Linked DNA regions of Homo sapiens: region 1 is linked to region 2. A link is an interaction called in ENCODE POLR2A ChIA-PET data of the cell type or tissue named here. Cell type or tissue: Caco-2. All regions are shown on one strand. Links, peaks and the distances in the headings refer to the core of each region. The heading gives the core; the rest is flanking DNA.

Region 1 (11,385 bases), core at 1,045-9,044, 180 kb before region 2:
AAAAATACAAAATTAGCCAGGTGTGGTGGCGGGCGCCTGTAGTCCCAGCTACTTGGGAGGCTGAGGCAGGAGAATCACTTGAACCTGGGAGACGGAGGTTGCAGTGAGCCAAGATCATGCCCTTGCACTCCAGCCTGGGCGACAAGAGCAAGACTCTGTCTCAAAAAAAAAAGCCATTAAAAAAAAAATAAAATCACTTGCTGTTTATTAGATGGCTGCTGTGTGCCAGGTACTTTGCAAATATTGTCTTAATCCTCGTCAAACCTCCTTATAGTCTGTATTTTTCCCATTTTACCAGTGAGTAAACAGGCTTAGAGAAGTTAAGTGTCTGTTTCAAGGTAATAGTCGATATAAAGTGAAGCACAGGTCCACCAGATTCCAGAAGCTGTGCTTTTATCTATGATGTTCTACCAGCTCCCATCCTTTTTTTTTTCTGTCAGGTTGACTTCTTTCTTGAGAATAGAGACATTTATTATTATTATTTTGTTTTATTTTATTTTATTTATTTATTTTTTTGAGACAGAGTCTTGCTCTGTCGCCCAGGCTGGAGTGCAGTGGTGCGATCTCAGCTCACTGCAAGCTCCGCCTCCCGGGTTCACGCCATTCTCCTGCTTCAGCCTCCTGAGTAGCTGGGACTACAAGTACCTGCCACCACGCCCAGCTAATTTTTTATATTTTTAGTAGACATGGGGTTTCACCGTGTTAGCCAGGATGGTCTTGATCTCCTGACCTCGTGATCTGCCCACCTTAGCCTCCCAAAATGCTGAGATTACAGGGGTGAGCCACTGCGCCTGGCCTTATTTTATTTTATTTTTCGAGATGGAGTCTTGCTCTGTTACCCAGGCTGGAGTGCAGTGGCATGATCTCGGCTCACTGCAACCTCCGCCTCCTGGGTTCAGTGATTCTCCTGCCTTAGCCTTTGGGGTAGCTGGGATTTCAGGCACACTCCACCCAGTCTGGCTGATTACAGGCACACACCACCACATCTGACTAATTTTTGTATTTCTAGTAGAGGCGGCGTTTCACTGCGTTGGCCAGGCTGGTCTCAAACTCCAGACTTCAAGTAATCTACCCGCCTCGGCCTCCCAAACTGCTAGGATTACAAGCGTGAACCACCGCACCCAGCCTGTTAATATTATGTTCATATGCTGTCCTGTGCAATTTCTTTTTTTTTTTTTTTTTGAGACGGAGTCTTGCTCTGTTGCCCAGGCTGGAGTGCAGTGGTGCGATCTCAGCTCACTGCAAGGTCCGCCTCCTGGGTTCAGGCCATTCTCCTGCCTCAGCCTCCGGAATAGCTGGGTAGCTGGGACTACAGGCACCTGCAACCACGCCCGGCTAATTTTTTGTATTTTTAGTAGAGACGGGTTTTCACCGTGTTGGCCAGGATGGTCTCGATCTCCTCTCGATCTCCTGACCTCGTGATCCGCCCGCCTCGGTCTCCCAAAGTGCTGGGATTACAGGCGTGAGCCACCGCGCCTGGCCAGTGCAATTTCAGTTCTTAGATCTTATATTCAGTCCAGAGAGTATGGAAAGTATCTTCCTTTCTACATCCCAACACCCTACAACTATCTAAGAGGGTAAAATCAAATGTGTTTGTCAGTGGCATGGTTTACTTCAATATACATAAAGGCGCCAGGCATTGTTCTAAGCACTTTCACATACATTATTTACTTATCATAACAACCTTTTGGGGTAGATGATAGTATTATCTCTATTTTGTGGGTAAGAAACTGAAGTGCATGTAGAAAGGTTACAGAACTTGTTAGTGTCACACACGTAGTGGGTCTGACTCCAGAGACTCCAGTCTGATTATTATTGCTTTATTATTTTGAGCTCATTAAAAGAGGGTGACAAATACTGTACCTTTTGAGAACTTACAAATGACCGTGGTATGTGTGCAGAAGATGTCCTAGACAAGGAAGACAAGGAGCAGGTAGGAGGGCGTGTGGAACAATTCATGAAATTCCTCAAGACAGTGGTAAAAACATTTTTCTGGTTTCTTGTTTCCTTGTCACGAGAGTCCACATGACCCTGTTGCTCAACCTCTTACCACATTTGTTCATGAGAAAATATTGGGAAAATCATAGCAACCAGTAATGCATCTGAGAAGAGGGTGAGAGACTTCAGTATATAGGCTCAATCCTCCTACCTCAGCCTCCTTCCCAGTAGCTGGGACCACAGGCATGCGCCACCACACCTGGCTAATTTTTGTATTTTTTGTAGAGACAGGGTTCCGCCATGTTGCCTAGGCTGGTCTCAAACTGCTATGCTCAAGTGCTTTGCCTGCTTTGGCCCCCCAAGGTGCTAGGATTACAGTCATGAGCCACCGCACCCGGCCCCTCAACTGTGGTTTAACATCTGAAAATTAGTATAATATACCACATTAGTAAACTAAAGGACAAACAACATATAATCATCTCAATAGATAGAGAAAAAGTGACAAAATTTCATACCTCTTGATAATAAAAACACTCAACAAATTAGGAATAGAAGAGGATTTCCTCAACCTGATAAAGGGCATCTATGAAAAAACCCACAGCTAATATATATATATATGTGTTTGTGTGTGTGTCACACACACATTTTTTATTTTTATGTTTTTTTGAGATAGAGTCTCGCTCTGTCACCTGAGCTGGAATGCAGTGGCGTGATCTTGGCTCACTGCAACCTCTGCCTCCCGGGTTCAAGCAATTCTCCTGCCTCAGCCTCCCAAGTAGGTGAGATTACAGACGTGCACCACCACACCTGGTTAATTTTTGTGTTTTTAGTGGAGACGGGGTTTCACCATGTTGATCAGGCTAGTCTTGAACTCCTGACCTGAAGTGATCTGCCCGCCTCGACCTCCCAAAGTGCTGGGATTACAGGTGTGAGTGAGCCACTGCACCCAACCTTTTTATTTTTTTTGAGACAGAATCTTGCTCTGTCACCCAGGCTGGAGTGCAGTGGCATGATCTCTGCCCACTGCAATCTCCACCTCCTGGGTTCAAGCAATTCTCCTGCCCCAGCCTCCTGAGCAGCTGGGATTACAGGCGCCCACCACCACTCCCAGCTAAGTTTTTGTATTTTTAGTAGTGACGGGAGTTTGCCATGTTTGCCAGGCTGGTCTCAAACTCCTGACCTCAGGTGATCTGCCCATCTCGGCCGCCCAAAGTGCTGGGATTACAGGCGTGAGCTACTGTGCTTGGCTAGAAAAACCCACGGCTAACATATTTAGTGGTAAACAGTTGAATTCTTTCCTTCTAAGATCAGGAATAAAATGAGGATATTCACTCTTATCACTTCTGTTTAACGTTGTACTGGAGGACCTAGCTAGGGCAAGAGACATGAAAGTGAAATAAAAGACATTCAGATTGGAAAGGAAGTAAAACTATTTCTATTTGCAGATGACAGAATATGGAAAATCCTAAGGAATCCACAAAAAAAAACCTATTAGAACTACTAAATGAATTTAGCAAGGTTGAAGGATACGAGATCAGTATGCAAAAATATTATAAAATATGCAAAAATATTATAAAATATTATTAAAAAGGTTTATTTCTTTTTTTTTTTCTTTTTTGAGACGGAGTCTTGCTCTGTCACACAGGTTGGCATGCAGTGGCATGATCTCTGCTCATTGCCACCTCCGCCTCCTGGGTTCAAGTGATTCTTCTGCCTCAGCCTCCAGAGTAGCTGGGATTACAGGCACGTGCTACCACGCCTGGCTAATTTCTGTATTTTTAGTAGAGATGGGGTTTCACCATGTTGGTCAGGCTGTTCTTGAACTCCTGACCTCATGATCACCTGCCTCGGCCTCCCAAAGTGCTGGGATTACAGGCGTGAGGTACCGCGCCTGGCAAATCAGGTTTATTTCTATATATTTTCAGTGAACAATCTGAAAATGAAATGAGAAAACAACTCCATTTGCAGTGTTATCAAAAAGAATAAAATACTTAGAAGTAAATTTGGCCGGGTGCGGTGGCTTACGCCTGTAATCCCAGCACTTTGGGAGGCTGAGGCGGGCAGATGACAAGGTCAGGAGATCGAGACCATCCTGGGTAACATGGTAAAACCCCGTCTCTACTAAAAAAATACAAAAAAATCAGCCGGGCATGGTGGCGGGCGCCTGTAGTCCCAGCTACTTGGGAGGCTGAGGCAGGAGAATGGCGTGAACCTGGGAGGTGGAGGTTGCAGTGAGCCAAGATTACGCCACTGCACTCCAGCCTGGGTGACAGAACGAGACTCCGTCTCAAAAAAAAAAAAAAAAGAAAATTTAATAGAAAAACTTTGACAACTACAAAATATTGTTGGGGCCAGGTGTGGTGGCTCACACCTATAATCCCAGCACTTGTGGGAGGCTGAAGTGGGAGAATCACCTTAGGCCAGGTGTTTGAAATGAGCCTGGGCACCACAGCAAGATCTTGTCTCTACAAAAAATAAAATTAGGCCAGGCGTGGTGGCTCACACCTGTAATCCCAACAGGGGAGGGATTTTGGGAGGCTGAGACGGGTAGATCACGAGGTCAGGAGATCAAGACCATCCTGGCCAAGATGGTGAAACCCCGTCTCTATTAAAAATATAGGCCGGGCGCTGTGGCTCACGCCTGTAATCCCAGCACTTTGGGAGGCTGAGGCAGGCGGATCACGAGGTCAGGAGATCGAGACCATCCTGGGTAACACGGTGAAACCCCGTCTCTACTAAAAATACAAAAAAATTAGCCAGGCATGGTGGCGGCGCCTGTAGTCCTAGCTACTTGGGAGGCTGAGGCAGGAGAATGGCATGAACCCGGGAAGCGGAGCTTGCAGTGAGCCAAGATCGCGCCACTGCACTCCAGCCTGGGCGACAGAGCAAGACTCCATCAAAAAAAAAATAAATAAATAAAAATAAAAATAAAAAAATTAGCTGAGCTTCGCAGTGTGCGCCTGTAGTCCCAGCTACTCGGGAGGCAGAGGCAGGAGAATTGCTTGAACCTGGGAGGCGGAGGCTACAGTGAGCTGAGATTGCGCCACTTCACTCCAGCCTGGGCAACAGAGCAAGACTCTGTCTCAAAAAAAATTAGCCTGGTGTGGTGGGTGATGCATGCTACCCGGGAGGCTGAGGTGGAGGTTTGCTCAGGAGGGTGAGTCCACAGTGAGCCACGATCGCATCGCTGCACTCTAGCCTCAGTAACAGAGCAAGACCCTGTCTCAAAAATGAAATAAAGTAAAAAAAATTATTGGAGGAAATTAAAGAAGATCCATGTAAATGGAAAGATGTTCTATGGCATGGATTGGAAGACTTGGTATTGTTAAGATAGCAGTACTCCCCACATTGCTCTATGCAGTCCCTACCTCTCAAAAACTTAGCTGGCTTCTTGGCAAAAATTCACAAGCTGATCTTAACATCCATATGGAAATTCAAGGGACTCAGAATAACCAAAATAATCTTGACAAACAGTGAAGTTGGAATGCTCACACTTCCTGATTTCAAAACTTACTACAAAGCTACAATAATAAAGACAGTGTGCTACTGGCATCTGGGTAGACATACAGATCAATGGAATAGAACTGAGAGTCTGGAAATAAAACGTCACATTTAATCAATTAATTTTCTTTTTCTTTCTTTTTTTTTTTTGAGACAGAGTCTCGCTCTGTCTCCCAGGCTGGAGTGCAGTGGCACGATCTCGGCTCACTGCAAGCTCTGCCTCCTGGGTTCACGCCATTCTCCTGCCTCAGCCTCCCGAGTAGCTGGGACTACAGGTGCCTGCCACCACGCCTGGCTATTTTTTTTTTTAATATATATGTTTTTAGTAGAGATGGGGTTTCACCATATTAGCCAGGATGGTCTCGATCTCCTGATCTCGTGATCCACCCGCGTCGGCCTCCCAGTGTGCTGGGATTACAGGCGTGAGCCACCGTGCCCGGTCTAATCAATTAATTTTCCACAAGATAATTCAATGGGGAAAGAATCATCTTTTCAACAACTAGTTATCCACGTGTAAAATAATGAAGTTATTCCCTATTTCACACCACACAGAAAATTTAACTCGAAATGGATGAAAGATCTAAATGTAAAAATTAAAACTATAAAACTTTTAGAAAAAAAAAATATCGGATTGATTCTTCTTGACTTTGGATCAGGCAGTTGTTAGATGTGACACCAAAAGAAAAAGCAACGAAAGAAAAGGATAAATTGAACTTCATCAAAATTGAAACCTTACGTGTTTCATAGGACATCATCAAGGAAATGTAAAGAACCTACAGAATGGGAAAAGATATATGCAAATCATATCTTATTAGAGATTTGTTTGAAACGTAAAGAACTATTACAACTCAATAGTAAGACAACCAAATTAGAAAATGGGCAAAAGATCTTAATAGGTATTTCTCTAGAAGAGATATACAAGTGGCCAAGAAGCTTGAAAAGAGGCTGAGCATCATCAGCCATCAGGGACATGCAAATTAAAACCATAAGACACTACTTTACACCCGCTAGAATGGCTAAAATAAAAAAGATTAGAAGTGTTGGCAAGGATATGGAGTAATTGGAACCCTCATAGACTGCTGGTGGGAATGTAAAATGGTGTAGTTGCTTTGGAAAAGTTTGACATTTCTTCAAATGACTAAACATAGACTTTACATGATCTAGCAATTCCACTCATAGGTGTGTACCTAAGAGAAATGAAAACATCTACACAAAACTTTTTTTTTTTTGAGATGGAGTCTTGCTCTGTTGCCCAGTATGAAGTGCAGTGGCGTGATCTCAGCTCACTGCAACCTCTGCCTCCTGGGCTCAAGTGATTCCCCTGCTTCAGACTTCCAAGCAGCTGGGATTACAGGCGCCTGCCACCACGCCTGGCTAATTTTTACATTTTTAGTAGATACGGGTTTTGCCATGTTGGCCAGGCTAGTCTCAAACTCCTGACCTCAAGTTATCCGCCCGCCTTGGCCTCCCAAAGTGCTGGGATTATAGGCATGAGCCACTGCACCCGGCCTACACAAAAACTTTTATATGAATGTTCATAGCAGCATTATTCATAATAGCCAAGAAATGGATACAACTTAAATGTCCATCAACTGATTAGAGCAGGGGTCCCCAACCTGTTAGGAACCAGGCTGCACAGCAGGTGAATGGTGGGCGAGCAAGTGAAGCATTATCTGTATTTACAGCTGCTCCCCATTGCTCTCATTACTGCCTGAGCTCCGCCTCCTCTCAGATCAGTGGTGGCATTAGATTCTCATAGGAGCAGGAGCCCTCTTATGAACTGAGCATGCGAGGGATCTAGTTTTCTCCTTAGGAGAATTTAATGCCTGATGATCTGTCACTGTCTCCCATCACCCCCAGATGGGACTATCTAGTTGCAGGAAAACAAGCTTAGGGTTCCCGCTGATTTCTACATCATGGTGAGCTGTATAATTATTTCATTATATATTATAACGTGATAATAATAGAAATAAAGTACACAGGCCGGGTGCGGTGGCTCACGCCTGTAATCCCAACACTTTGGGAGGCCAAGGTGGGCGGATCACGAGGTCAGGAGATTGAGGCCATTCTGGCTAACACGATGAAACCCCGTCTCTACTAAAAATACAAAAAAATTAGCCGGGCGTGGTGGCGGCCACCTATGGTCCCAGCTACTCGGGAGGCTGAGGCAGGAGAATGGCGTGAACCTGGCAGGCGGAGCTTGCAGTGAGCCAAGATCGCGCCACTGGATTCCAGCCTGGGCAACAGAGTGAGACTCCGTCTCAAAAAAAAAAGAAAGAAAGTACACAATAAATGTAATGTGCTTGAATCATCCCGAAACCACCCCCCCTCCAACTCCCCGGTTCATGGAAAAATTGTCTTCCAGGAAACCAGTCCCTGGTGCCAAAAAGGTTGAGGACTACTGGATTAGAGGATAAACAAAATGTGATATATTGTTATAATGGAAATATCAGCAATGAAAATAAGTATCACTGGGTGTGGTGGCTCGTGCCTATAATCCCAACACTTTGGGAGGCCAAGGTGGAAGGATTGCTTGAGTCTAGGAGTTTTAGATCAGCTTGGGCAACATAGGGAGACCCCATCTTTACAAAAAACAAAAAAAATTAGCTGGTCCCAGCTACTTTGCAGGCTGAGGCAGGAGGATTGCTTGAGTCCAGGAGGTCAAGGCTGTAGTGAGCTATGATTGCCACTGCACTGTAGCCTGGGCGATGGAGCAAGACTGTCTCAAAAAAAAAACAAAGTAGGAGTAATTGCCAGGCACAGTGGCTTACACTTGTAATTCTAGCACTTTAGGAGACCAAGGTGAGTGGATCACTTGAGCCCAGGACCTCGAGGTTGCAATGAGCCTTGATCACACCACTGCACTCCAGCCTGGGTGACATAGCAAGACCCTGTCTCAAAAAAAAAAAAAAAAAAAAAAAAGACTGAAAGAAATTAAGTATCGATATGTGCTCCAACATGGATGACCCATGAAAACACTATGCTAAGTGGAAGAAGCCAGTCACAAAAGACCCACACATTGTATGATCCCATGCATATGAAATGTCCAGAATAGGCAAATCTGTAGAGACAGAAAGTAGATTAGTGGTTGTCTAGGGCTGGGGTAATGTGGGGTGGAGATGAGGAGAGTGACTACTAGTGGGCATGAGATTTTTTTTTGGGGTGATGAAAATGTTTTAAAATTGGTTGTGGTAATCATAATCTTAACTCTGAATATACTAAATGCCATTGAATTATATACTTTAAGTGAATTGTGTGGACTGTGAATTATATCTCAGTGTTGTAGTTATTTATTTTATTTATTTTTTTTGAGACTGAGTCTCACCCTGTCGCCCAGGTTGGAGTGCAGTGGCGTGATCTTGGCTCACTGCAACGTCCATCTCCCAGGTTCAAGTGATTCTCCTGCCTCAGCATTCCGAGTAGCTGGGATTACAGGTGCCTGCCACCACGCCTGGCTAATTTTTGTATTTTTAGTAGAGACGAGGTTTCACCATGTTGCCCAGGCTGGTCTCGAACTCCTGACCTTGTGATTTGCCCGCCTCAGCCTCCCAAAGCACTGGGATTACAGGCGTGAGTCACCGCGCCTGGCTGTATTGTAGTTATTTTTTAATGTTGATTAAAAGATCACCAGTGGGCAGGCACAGTAGCTCGTGCCTATAATCCCAGCACTTTGGGAAGCCAAGGCAGGAAGATAGCTTGAGTCCAGGAGTTTGAAACCAGCCTAGGCAACATAGCAAGTCCTCATCTCTACAAAAAATCAAAAAAAAAAAAAAGGTAAAGATAACCTGATTATCTTGCACTATCAAGTCATCAGCTGATGATCATCACTTTCTCACACAAACCTACCCAGATGTTGGTGAAAAGTTGCAGGGAAGTCAGTAGCAATCTTGGAGCTACAATGTGCTTCCGTTGAAATCAGAGCGTAATGAATGAGAAGAGGCCTTCCTGGAATGAGAGCACAGAGTGTAACCGTTGCGGTCTTGGCCTTCATTCTTTTCTGTGAGATGTTTGGGCCTCACCCCTGGGGAGGCAGAAATAGCTAGAGAGTGGGGAGAAGAGCTTGGGAGTTGTTTTTGAGGTATTCCCCATACTTTGAGATACTCCTCATACTTTTTTTTGATGTGATGATTGTTTTTTCCTCCTTTGAACTGGAAGAAAATTTAACAATACCATGCCATCCAGTTAAAAAAACATTTCCTCAAGTCTTTTTTTTTTCTTTTGAGACTGAGTCTTGCATTCTATCGCCCAGGATGGAGTGCAGTGGCACAGTGATAGCTCACTGCAGCCTCGAACTCCTAGGCTTAAGCAGTCTTCCTGCCTCAGCCTTCTGAATAACTGGGACTACAGGTGGCCATCATGCCAGGTTAATTTTTACTTTTTTTGGCCAGGTGCAGTGGCCAATGCCTATAATCCCAGCACTTGAGGTCAGGAGTTCGAGACCAGCCTGGCCAACATGGTGAAACCCTGTCTCTAATAAGAATACAACAATTAGCTGGGATATGGCGCATGCCTATAATCCCAGCTTCTTGGGAGGCTGAGGCAGAAGAATTGTTTGAACCTGGGAGGCGGAGGTTGCAGTGAGCCGAGATTACGCCACTGCACTCCAGCATGGGCAACAGAGTGAGACTCTGTGTCAAAAAAAGAAAAAAAATTTTTTTTTTTTTGTAGAGATACGGTCTTGCTATGTTTTCAAGGCTGGTCTTGAACTCTTGGACTCAAGTGACCTCCTCCCTTGGCCTCCCGAAGTGCTAGGATTACAGGCATGAGCCACCACACTCAGTCCCCTTAAGTCTTTGTCTTGATGAAGACACTGATCCCAAAGTGGTCTCTTTACTGTTGGCAGAGAGAATTTTAACATGTTTCTTTTCTGAGACAGTGAAAGAGGGAGAAAGGAAGAAAGCAAGGGCCAGTGCTCCAGAGGATGCTTATTCCTGGGTTAGTTCTTTTCTTTGGGCTTTGACCCTTTCGAGACTCTGATTAAAGTGTTGGACCCAAGAAAGAGGCATGTACACAGAAGAGTTGACATGATTTTAGGAGATCTGAAGATCTCCTGTTCTATAGAATTGATGGCTCTTCTCATTAACAAGAAGTATTGACATACTATCAGAATGATGGTCAGCAGTGAAATAAAGACATACATAATGGGCTCTATTCTGAAACTTGGTACTTGTAATCTGGGTGGGTAGGTTATAAAGGTCAGTGCTTGGGGCACACCTCAAATTTAGTCTCCTGATTTTGGAGTACTCTTTATTGAAGTCCTCAAATTACTTGATTTGAGGACTAAGATAAATGAGATTGAGATCATTCCGTGAGTTTCTTAAGAGAGCGTGATGATATTCAATTATATGAAGGTTTCCAGACCTGGAAGTGCCACTTTTCTGTGTCCTCCAGTTGAGAAGCTGTGAGTCCTGGGGACAGAGTCCCTAGCATAGCTTTGTGGGAGTCTGGGGGCTTACAGAGCAAGGGCCTTCTCAGGCTGCCTAGTAATGTGTAACGAATCTCACTGATCTTCTTTTCACTTTAAATAGGATGGGTATTGTCTCCTCTTTGTCTGGATTTCTGCATAAAGGGCTAGATGAAGATTATTGTAGGACCAGCAGCTTATACAGCTTTGAAAAAGTGACAGGTCTACGTGTGTAAGTGACAGTGTGTTCCGCTAGTGATCCCAGGGAGGATGAAATGGAGGTGTGGTGGGAGATGCTTCACATTTAGTAGCATCTAGTAGAAGGCATTTGTTTTGTTAATTATTTTTATATACATTACAGGAGAATTAGAAAATGCTGAAAAAACAAAAGCGTACAAACATCTTTAAAAACAAAGACATTGTATCATGTTGTAAATACTGTTTTTAAAACCTTTTTAAATGTTTAAAAAATTGCAGATATATAGAAAAATTGAGAAAAGCAGAAAAATTGTATGGTAAATACTAGATTCAGATTAATCTTT
Region 2 (11,385 bases), core at 2,041-10,040:
CTGCTCTCCTCCACTCACTCCCACGAGTGCACCCAGGTACAGGGAACGTCAGCCATGCCTCTTATCCCCAGGCCACCTCCTTGAGTCCTGCGGTTCTCGGAGCCCCACTGCGCTGCATCAGTCCCGCCAACCGTCCTTGGCTCCCCGCACCCAGCCTGGACTCCAGGCCTTCCACTGGCCTGGCTCCCTGCACTCGCCTCAGCTCCCTGTCCCGCTCTGCTGTGCCAGACTGTCCCGGCCCAGTGCCTCCTCGGTGGAACCTGACTCTCCCCTACTCCGAATCGTCACACAGCTTGTGGCCTGGTCCCGCCGAAACCCAAAACCCGTGCCACCAACCTCAGGTGGAACCTAGTGCTTCCCAGAGGCCCCAGGGCATGGCGGTGCTCCCGTCTGAGATCACTCATTCTCGTCCCCTCCTCCCCTCAACCTCAGGTCTCCAGCCCTGGTACTTGTCCTCAGTCTCTGCTCACTGAGGAATCAGAGGCACTGACGGGACCCCACCATTCAGGCGGGTTGTGAGCCAGGACGCTACCCTCCGAGAATCGGGTACAGCTAGTACCGGGCTGTGGGGCACTGGGCCCAGAGGGTGCCCTGGAAGCATGACTACATCCGGCTCTAGCATCTGTGCCAAAGCAGGGTCCCCTGCGTCCTGCCCAGGGCGCCCACCTGCCCAGGACAGACGTCCCACGGGAAGTGCATTCTTCAGATCGGCCTCCAGAGGGCGCCGTGATCGCAGCGCTGAGCTGCCTGCCCTCAAGTCCTGCTGACGGGCCGCCTGCCCATCTTTGTGCCAGGGCCAGGCCAATGTTGCTTCGTAGATGAAGGGCACCCTGCCCCATGCTGGGCAGGACCCTGCACACAACAGGGTCACCTCCCCTTTTATCCAGGCAGGGGATCCGACCCCAGTGATCTGTGGCCCAGCACCCAGGGCCTGGAGGGTGGGCAGAACTCAGCTCCTCCCTTCTTTTTTTTTTGAGACCGAGTTTTGCTCGTTGCCCAGGCTGGAGTGCAGTGGCGCAGTCTCGGCTCGCTGCAACCTCTGCCTCCCGAGTTCAAGTGATTCTCCTGCCTCAGACTCCCAAGTACCTGGGATTACAGGTGCCCGCCACCATGCCTGGCTAATTTTTGTAGTTTTTGTACAGATGGAGTTTCACCATCTTGGCCAGGCTGGTCACAAACTCCTGACCTCAGGTGATCCACCCCCCTTGGCCTCCCAAAATGCTGGGATTACAGGTGTTAGCCACTGCACCCAGCCCCTCCCCGTTCTTTATCATCCACTGAGCCTCCACAGCTCGGAGAGATGGACTGCACACGGGCGCATGTGGCAGTGCGGAGCTCAGGGCTGGTCACTCCAGGTGCTCAGGCTGACATCTTGGCATCTCTCAGAAGGAAAGAGGTGGAAGGTTGGGAGATGCCCCTGCAGAGCCTGAGTGCTCTCAACAGCAGGGAGCACCACTCTTTGCCCCTCCACCCGTCACAGGCCTCGCTTGGAAGGTGCCTGAGCTCTCCTCCACAGGCTGCTCCTGAAGGAGGTGGCCAGGGGCAGGGGCTGGATAGGGTGCCCTTTTGGCCTGGCCACCCACTCCCTGGTGCCAGGCATGCTGCACGTTCCCTGGTCTGGGTTCTGTCATCGTGGATGGTAGCCTTGGGCAAGCAAGACCCTGCCCATCCCCGGCCTTGGCCTCTCTACCTGCAACCTATGGGGGCCCTTCCCATGGCCGGAGTTCATGAGCATCCCAGCCCCAGCGGCCAGGGTAAGTTCCAGTGGTGCGTGTCACCCACTGACCTGCTCACACCTGTAGCCCCGACATCTGCCCTCTGCTTGGCCAGCAGTAGCCCCACTTTTCCAGGACTACATGTGAAGCTGTTTGGGTGCAGGCTGCTTGTGGAGGGAGGGGACAGTGCCTCTGAAAAGAACCCACCCTCCCTCCTCCTGAGCCAAGGCCCTGCTCCCATCCGGCCTGCAGGAAGCAGGGCGTCAAGCCGCAGGGATTCTAATATGAGCCCTGGGGCAACCACATCTGAAACTGCAGGGGCTTGTTACCGATGCAGACACCCAGGCCCAGACCAGTGGATTTGCTCCCCTTTCCCTCCAGGCACCTCCGGTGATTTCAATCCAGTGGTCATTCTGGTCTGTCCATGCGGTTCAGGCAAGTGGGGTGGGGCTGCAGAGAGGGCTCAGCTGCAGGCCCCAGAAATCTACATCCACCACCAACGCAGACCAACTCAGGCTTCCTGGTCACACCCCCAACCCCCCAGGGGCACTGGTAACAGCCTGGGGTCCCGCTCAGAGCACGGGAGTCACACAGCCTGTGCAGCCCTCCCCTGCCCCTCCTGCCAGGGGAACCTGGGCAAGTCACCGACCCTCCCAGGACCTCCAATCCCCATCTCCACAATGAGGAAGGCAGCAAGCATTCCCTGAAGCTCAACTAGGAAACTGGACTGAAGGCAAGGACAGATGTTAGAGGCTGCCTAAACGGCAGAGGCTGGGGTTTGCTTTGGGCCCGCTCTTCAGTGGGGTAGTGGCGTTCAGGTCCACCTCCTTGGCCCCCTAATGGCAGCCCCACCCACAAGCTCACCCCCGCCTTGCCTGCCGTTGCAAAGGCCCATACCACACACACCTCAGGGCTACGTGGATTCACACTGGTGTCTTTTTATTGGATTTTCCGTGGGCAACCTGGGTGCTTCGAGCTCCGCTCTGGGGCAGTGGGAGCTGCCCATCCTCTCCCAGCGCCTTATAACAACTGGGTCCTCTGCTCCTGGGCTCAGGCTGCTGCCTTGAGATAAACCCAGTTTTCCCACTGCCTTCTTCTTCACTTGTGCCAGGCTGCCCAGCCAGGGGCATGGCCCGGGTGTCCTGGGTAGCAGGCACTAGTTCAGAGCCCCCTGGCAGCAGTACCTGCCTGTTGTAGGCCCCTGTCGACTCCACAGTGTACACAACACCATGGGCTGGCCTACAGCTTGGTGTTGAGGTGGAAGAAGTGGGGCGCTGCATAGGTTGTGACTGGTGGTGCGTGCCAGGCAGATGAGGCCGGGCAAAGTCTGTGGCGGAGGGCACTGTCGAAGGACGTTGGGGGGAAGTGCATCAGGCCAGCGGCCATGGGCGAGGGGCCTGCGGTGGCCAGGAAGTGGGCCGGGAAGGCCGGGATGACCAGGGGGCTGAAGGGGAGTGCAGCCTGGCCCTTCAAGGGGCCCGGGGTGCCAGTGAAGTTCAGCGGGCAGTGCAGCATGGTGCCCCTGTAGGCCTCTGGGGGCACAGGCCCCAGGGCTGGGCCCAGAAGGCAGGAGACCAGGCCGGACCCTGCAGGTTTGGCCCCACACTTCTTGGCATCCGCCTCCTTAAGAAAGGGAGACACGGCCCGCAGTCTCTTCCCACTGTGGGCAGCACCCTCTTCCTCCAGGCTGCGCTTGCTGCCCAGGCCTGGGCTACTGGGGAAGGTGGGCGGGAGCGTGGGGCTCTCGGCTGGGACCTTGGCCATGGGGGACACCCAGCAGGCTTTGGGCTTGGGGTAGAGGATGCCCTTTCTGGAGCCACCTTTATGGAACGCAGAAGGGCGGTTAGCGTCTCCGCCCCACACCAGCTGGGGCTCTTTCACTGACAGCCCCTCTTTGCCAGGAGGCCCCAATAGCACCCCATCTTTAAGTCTAGAGAAGAAGTCCCTGGGGTGCTGGCTGACAGGCTTCAGCACCTCGGTGGGGTGGGTGTAGAAGCAGCCCTTGAAGATGGGGGCTGCCGGGCAGGGGCCTGCCTGCGCCTCCTCTCTGAGGCTGCCACCTGGGGCCTGCAATCCCTCCTGAGGGGTCAGCCGGTGCCTGGAGTTCTCAGTCAGCCCTTTGGGGCTCTGGGGACTCTCTGGGAGGTGAACAGCTGGGGACGCCTGGGGCTCTGCCCCATGGCGGCAGCCCTCCTCCTGGCACTGCAAGGCCTCCACCTTGCTCACCTGGGCCAGGAGCTTCTTTTTGGCCAGTGGTGACATGATGCCGTGTGTCCCCTTGCAGTAGAAGCTGGATAGGAGCCGCTTGTAGGCCTCAGGACAGCCGCTGGCACCCACAAAGGACACAGAAGACCCAGAGGCCAGGCCCTGCTGTTCTGTGCTGTTCCTGGGGGGCTCCTGGCTGGGAAGTGGTGCTGGGTCAGCAGCATCTGCTTTGGTCTTTCCTGGCATCATCTGGAATGAGAGAAAGTCTTGCCTCAGGACTGCCTCAGCCCCACATCCTGACCTGAGGAGCAAGAGGTGGCACTTTCAGGCCTGCCCAGGTCCCCCGCCAGCCCCTGCAGTCCTCTGTACAGAATTTTCCAAAGGTGCCCTGTCCTCTGAGTGGACACAGCCTCAGGTGCCTGGTGGGTGGGCGCAGGCTGGAGTTCAGAGTCCACTTGCACAACCATCTGTGGAGAACCTGGAACCTTGCAAGTCCCGCCCTGGGTGCAGGTTCTGTGTATTCTGAGCAGACAGCTCCGCGGCCACAGGGAGTTGTGGGGTAGGGGGCTACAAGAGGCAAGGGACAGGGTGGCCCCAGCCAGCCGCAGGCCTACCTGGTCCATGCGCCGCTCCTCCTTGGCCTTCTTCGGCCTCTCGGTGGCCCCATCATCCCCCCTGTTCTCCTTAGCCATCTTGTACTGTTTCCTGGGCTTGGAGGTGGGCAGCGGCTTGTCATCCTCCCCCTTCAGGTGCCGCACGTATGGCAGGACCAGCCTGGTGAGGAACCACGCATGTCCCCCAGGAGGCCGGCGCCCATCCCCTCCCTGGGCCTCTGTAGCCTCCTCTGAGCCCCCTTCCCCGCCGGCGCCGAGGAAGGCCCTCTCCTGGTCCCAAAGCTTCAGCTCCCTCAGTGAGTGCGCCCAGCCAGCCTGGGCTCCCGCAGCTCTGAGGACGGCGCATACCCTGCCCGCTCCGGGCAGAGTCCACCCGGCCCTCCCGGCAAGGTCGGCCAAAGCCCCGCAGGGTAGGCGGCGTCCAGCACCCGGGCCCGCCCCGCCGTACCTCTCGTAGTGGCGGCGCGTGCACGTGGCCGCGCTGGTGCTGCCTGGGCTGCCCCCCAGCTCGTCGTACACGTTCTTCCAGAGGCGGCGCCCGGTCACCTGCAAGGGCACCTCGTGAGGGCGCGGCCGGCGGGCGCCCCCTGGCGGCGGGGTCCTTGCAGCTCCGGCCGCCCTCGCAGGGACTCGAAGGACTGCAGTTTGGCAGCTGCTCTGCGGCTCCAGCAGCGGCCAGCCGATTCTCTCTCCTAGGGCCATGGACTGCTGGCCCAAGCAGTTTTCCCAACACGGGGCGGGCAGAACAGATGGGGAAGGCTGAAAAGCTGCTTTGAGCAGCAGAGTACCAGCGGGGAAGGCAGGGAGGCAGGGACGCAGGGGTAGGACTGGGGATCCTGGCTCTTCCTCTGTCCAGAGGCAAGGACAGCGCTGCAGGCTCACCCCAGGGATATGCAGTTTGGCAAGGACTGGGAGGTGCCTTCCTTACCAGCTCATAGGCCCCCAGCTTCTCCACTGCTTTGTAGATCTTCCACAGGTTAACTGGGGGAGAGAAGAGCAGGCTGGCCGTCAGTCTCTGTGGGAGGTGGGGACAGCATGCCACCCCTTCCTGGTGCCCTGACAGGCCAGGCACAGACCAGCACACACCCAGCCAGGGCCACTGCAATAGACGGGCAGGCTGTGCCCTGTGCACCCCTGGCCCAGTGGCAGCCTGGAGGGAGGCCTCCTTTCTATCTGCAACCTGGGTCACCCAGAGTGGGAGTGCCTGCCCGATGCCCTGCCTGGGCGGGGTCCCCTGCTGGGCCCCCCTCCCTGCCTGCACCCCAGGGACGCACTCTGCTTGAAGCCGAGATGGGGCACCCTCTCGATGGGCGTGTGTCGCTCCTTCATGAACTTGTAGAGGCTGACCAGGAAGGCCTGCTCCTCCTCCCGCTCCTGCTCCTCCTCCCGCTCCCCGCCTGCCTCGGGGGAGTCCTGGGGAGAGAACAGGAGGCATTGGGATGGGCCCCAGTTGGTGGCTGGCTGCTGGGGATGTGCAGAAACCACTGGCTGCAGGAGGAATAAGGTACCTACCCCAACCCCAGTTTCCCAGAGAACACCTAGCCACTGTTCTGGGAGGGAGTGACTGTTCCTGGGTTCGGCAGACACAGGTGTCAGCTCTCAGCGCCCCAGGACAGGAGCTAGAGTCCAGGACCTCCCCGGAGGCTGGGTACCCCAGAGCAGCTGGCTCCAGAGGCTGCCACGAGAGCAGTCCCCAGCCTTCTCCAGGCCAGGGTCACTTCTCTGTCTTGTTCTTGATTTGTCCTATTTGTGTCAGCTCCTCCGCCAGACTAGGAACTCCAGGAGGGCAGGCTCAGTGTCCCTGGGACTCCCCCATAACCGCAGAGGGAAAAGCTGAAGGAACAAAGGTGCTTGGTGCTTTCTGGTGCCCTGGGGTTACTCTGTGAGGCCCATGTTCCCCGAGCCTCTGTGTGGCCCCAGCCTGCCGTGCTGAGCACAGGGAGGTGAAGCTCTGGGCTTCAATTGCGCACTGCTGTCAGGGGCACAGGACTTTTGGTTGCGGGTCCCAGAGGGGCAATCTCTGCTGATGCCGTTTATCCAGCGAGTGGCTCGGGGCAGAGAGCCTAGGGCCCATACCCTGCTCAGAGAACAGACAGCTTCCAGGACATAAACCATCTGGACTAGGACAGCGCAGACAGCCATGTGTTCCAAAAATATTTGATCCAGCTGGGCACGGTGGCTCACTCCTGTAATCCCAGCACTTTGGGAGGCCGAGGTGGGCAGAGAGATCACTTGAGGTCAGGAGTTTGAGACCAGCCTGGCCAACATGGGGAAATCCCATCTCTACTAAAAATACAAAAATTAGCCAGGCCTGGTAGTGCATGCCTGTAATCCCAGCTACTCGGGAGGCTGAGGCAGAAGAATCATTTGAACCCAGGAGCTGGAGGTTGCAGTGAGCCAAGATTGTGCCACTGCACTCCAGCCTGGGTAACAGTGAGACTCTGTCTAAAAAAAAAAATAATAATTGATTCAAGTTTATTTCAGTGTTTTTACTTTTTTTGTTAGTTGTAAATAGCTTCTGTAATAGCTCAGTGTTTTTAAGGTATTAAAGACCTCTAAGAAGAAACAACATAGGAACTCACATATCACCCATGAAATCATAACATGCTGGGGCCCTGGGGCTGGTCTGTGCAGACCTCAGAAGGAAGGCTCTCTCATAACTGCTCAAGTCAATCTGCTCCTCCAGGCCTCTATTCTGAATTCCTGGCAAGCTGCTAAAGACAACTACCATTTGCAACCACTTTTCTGCATGAATCAGGATATTTTTCCAGACTGTGCCACCAAAGCAAATGGCCAAAATGAATGAAAGCCGGGGCCGACTGTGCTCCGAAAAAGCTGCCTGCAGCTCCCCCTTCAGATTCTGTGCTCATCGAAACAGTCTTGCTGGTCTCACCGAGTGACTTTATACGCCCATGTTATGCATCTGAATGAATGGATGTGAATGTGGTTTTACATCATGGGCTGGAGCTTTTGTCTGTTTAATGGATCAGGGTGGTAGGTCATCTTCATTTCAAAAAAGGGTTCTGCTACAAAAACCAAGATTGAAACTCTCTGCCACAGATGACAAGTAAGTCCCCTGGCTGCTGGGCAGGGCCAGGGTAGGAACATATCTCCCTCCTGAGAGCTTGGGGAGTGTCCAGGTTCACCTGGAGGCGGAGCACAGGTGAGGGTGGCAGGGAAGAGTGCCCAGGGAGTCAGCAGAGGGAGTCAACTCACCTCCAGCGAGATGGGGTTCTGGATTCCGTTCTGCTTGCCAGCAGGTTTGGGGGATGCAGGTGGGTCTAGGGCGTCACCCTCCGTGGACTGCTTCCTGTTCCCTTTGACAGGGGCTGCTGCAAGGAGAGAGGGAAGGAGTAAGGAGGAAGGGGTGGGGAGAGAGCATATGAGATGCAAGCAGGGAGGAACAGGAGCACTCTCCCTACTCCCAATTGGAGTTGCCAGAGGGCGCCAGTGCAGGGGCTCACTCCTGTGATCCCAGCACTTTGGGAGGCCCAGGCAGGCGATGACCTGAGGTCAGGAGTTCAAGACCTGTCTGGGCAACGTAGTGAGACCCCGTCTCTATTATTAAAAAAAAAAAAAGAATTGGCCAGGGGGAAGGGGTGTGTCCCTGGCTGCACATAGGCTACATGCACACACACACACAGGCCCTCCTCCCCGCTCCCCGACAACCCGCTGCATCCGCTCCACACCTGTCCCTTTTCTTTCCTCTGCTCCAACTATCTCCCCACATCTTTGAAGGAAACGCAAAACCACCTTGAGGTCAAGTCACAGGAGGCCGGGGTTGGGCTGTGGTGCTTGGGGAAATCCTGTCTCCAAAATCTGCCCCATGCTCAGACACAGAGTTGAGAAGCAGCTTAGTCTCACTGGAGAGCTAAAGGATCCCATGGCTGTGGCCCCAAAGCAACACAGGGGTCCCTGGGTAGTAGTTCCTCTGGGAATATTCAGGAATATCTGACCTTTCCCTGAGCATCTGCAGAGTTCTAACTGCCCTAATAAGGCCACATGCTCTCCTCACCTACAAGGGTCCTGGTGACCCCTCAGGTCTCTGCTGACAAGTGCCTTCCTCTGGGTGGCCTCCTCTGGCCCCTGGCCACGGGCAGCTCCTCCCTCGCCCTAGGCTACTCACAGCCATCCTGGCTGAACTGCCTGTGGCTCCTGGGGCTCCCTGATAGTTCGGTGAGGCTTCCCATACCCCACACAGCAGGTGCCAAGCTGGAATGAGCAAGGCTCACAACAACCCTGCGTGGTGGGCAGGAGAAGCCATGGGCTGTATTTTACTAAGAACCACCATGTGCTGATGGTTGCAAAAACGCAACACCTCTGCCACTGCAAAAACCACAACCACTGGAAACTGCCTGAGGCCACACAGCAGGCTGGCAGCAGATACCAGACCAGGAACCCACATCTTCTGACAACCTTTTCTTTCTGTCCTTTGTTCTTTTGTTAATCAAGTATGAATTGGTTCACTCCCTCCCAGGACATCCTTATTGTTAGGAACCTATGAGATTTCCCTTCCATCCCAGACAGAAAAAGAATCTCCTCAGGAACAAGAAACCCAAACCAGCGTAAGCCAGGGGCCAGTGGTACTCAGAGGCACAGGGTAGAATCCTTGGCCACTGAGTGGTCCTGCTTTGGTAGGTGTTCTTATGTCTTCCCTCCATGTTGATGGCTGCTGACTGATTTCAGGGTGGTGGTTTCTTGGGCTGGGGTGACTGTGGCAATTTCTTAAAATAAGACAACAATGAAGTTTGCCACATCCATTAACTCTTTTTTTTTTTTTGAGTCAGAATCTTGCTCTGTTGCCCAGGCTGGAGTGCAGTGGCGTGATCTTGGCTCACTGCAATCTTCGCCTCCCAGGTTCAAGTGATTCTCCTGCCTCAGCCTCCCGAGTAGCTGGGACTACAGGTGCGTGCCACTAAGCCCGGCTAATTTTTGTATTTTTAGTAGAGACGGGGTTTCACCATATTGGCCAGACTGGTCTCAAACTCCTGACCTCATGATCCACCCACCTCGGCCTCCCAAAGTGCTGGGATTACAGGCATGAGCCACTGCACCTGGCAACTCTTCCTTTCATGAAAGACTTCTCCATGGCATGCATGTGATGCTATTTTTGACAGCATTTTATCCACAGCAAAACTTTCAAAACTGATGTCCCTCCTCTCAAACCCTGCTGCTGCTTTATCAACTAAGTTTCTGTAACATTCTAAATCCTTTGTTGTCATTTTGACAATGTTCACAGCATCTTCGCCAGTAGATTCCACCTCAAGAAGCCACTTTAGGATGGGCGCGGTGGCTCACGCCTGTAATCCCAGCACTTTGGGGGCCAAGGTGGGTGGATCACCTGAGGTCAGAAGTTTGAGACCAGCCTGGCCAACGTGGCGAAACCCTGTCTCTACTAAAAACACAAAAGTCAGCTGGGTGTGGTGGCAGGTCCCAGTAGTCCCAGCAACTCAGGAGGCTGAGGCAGGAGAATCCTTTGAACCTAGGAGGCGGAGGCTGCAGTGAGCTGAGATTACTCCACTGTACTCCAGTCTGGGCGATGGAACAAGACTCTGTCTCAAAAAAAAAAAAAAAAAAGAAAAAGAAAAAGAAAAGAAAAGGAAAGAAAAAAAAAGAAGAAAAAAAGTCACTTTCTTTGCCCACCCATAAAAAGCAACTCCTCATCCACTCAAGTTTGATCATGAGATTGCAGCAATTCAGTCTCATCCTCAAGCTCTGCTTTCTAACTCTAGTTCTCTTGCTGGTTCCACTGCATCTGCAGTGTCTTCTCCACTGAAGTCTTGAAGCCCTCAAAGTCATCCAGGAAGGTTGGAATCAAATTCTCCCAAATGCTTGGATATTTTGACCTCCTCCCACGAACCACAAATGTACCTGAAATGCTCTCCGGAGGTTTTCAATGTATTTTGCCCATCAGAGGAATCACTATCTATGGCAGCTACAGTCTTACAAAATGTATTTCTTAAATAATAAGACTTGAAACTTAAAATTACTCCTTGATCCTTGGCTCTAGAATAAATGTTGTGCTAGTAGGCATGAAAACAACATGCAGCTCCTGGTACATTTTCATCAGCGCTCTTGCATGACCGGTTGCCTTGTCAATGAACAATAATATTTTGAAAGGAATCCTTTTTTCTGAGCAGTAGGTCTCAACAGTTGGCTTAAAATACTCAGTAAACCATGTTATAAACAGATGTGCTGTCATCCAGGCTTTGTTATTTCATTTTTAGAACACAGAGTGAGTAGATTTAGCATAATTCTTAAAGGTTCTAGGTTTTTTGGAATGATAAATGAGCACAGGCTTCAACTTAAAGTCACCAGTACCAGCTGCATTAGCCCCTAACAAGAGAGTCAGCCTGTCTTTTGAAGCCATGCATTGACTTCTCCTTAGCTATGAAAGTCCTAGATGACATCTTCTTCTGATACAAAGCTGTTTCATCTACATGGAAAATCTGTGGTAGTGTGGCCACCTTCATCAGTGATCTTAGCTGGATCTTCTGGATAAATTGCTGCAGCTTCTACACCAGCCCTGGTTGATTCGCCTTGCACTTTTATGTGATGGTGATGGCGTCTTTCCTTAAACCTCATGAAGCAACCTCTGCTAGCTTCCAACTTTTCTTCTGCAGCTTCCTCACCTCTCTCAGCCTTCACAGCATTGGAGATTTAGAGCCTTGGTCTGGATTAGGCTTTGTCTTAAGGGAATGTTATGGCTTGTTGGATCTTCTATCCAGACTTCTCAAACTTTCTCCATTATCAGCAATAAGGCTGTTTTGCTTTACCATGCGTGTTCACTGGAATAGCACTTCTGATTTCCTTCAATAACTTTTCCTTGGCATTCACAACTTGACAAACTG

Evidence for each region. Peaks named below come from ENCODE experiments on the same cell type or tissue, not always from the same donor. Only the 100,000 strongest peaks of a DNase experiment are listed, where the experiment ranks them.
Region 1: POLR2A ChIA-PET joins it to region 2 with 10 read pairs; 2 of 35 experiments call an interaction of 5 or more read pairs at or near these places.

The regions. Positions count from the first base shown.
Region 1 is chr2:96,718,303-96,729,687 of GRCh38, reverse strand. The region is part of intron 4 of LMAN2L (lectin, mannose binding 2 like); the gene reads left to right. Among named protein-coding and RNA genes, the nearest start is that of LMAN2L, 16 kb to the left of the region's middle. In Caco-2, for the core only: no CTCF peak of the experiment used is centred there; no DNase peak of the experiment used is centred there.
Region 2 is chr2:96,543,883-96,555,267 of GRCh38, reverse strand. ARID5A (AT-rich interaction domain 5A) reads right to left here. Exons shown (of 7, transcript NM_212481.3): 2 at 7,751-7,866; 3 at 5,809-5,947; 4 at 5,463-5,515; 5 at 4,983-5,080; 6 at 4,535-4,694; 7 at 2,634-4,169. The coding sequence ends at 2,955. Among named protein-coding and RNA genes, the nearest start is that of ARID5A, 13 kb to the right of the region's middle. RefSeq lists enhancers at 934-1,459, 3,253-3,312. In Caco-2, for the core only: a CTCF peak has its summit at 5,151 (motif pointing left); a DNase peak (open chromatin) is centred at 5,777.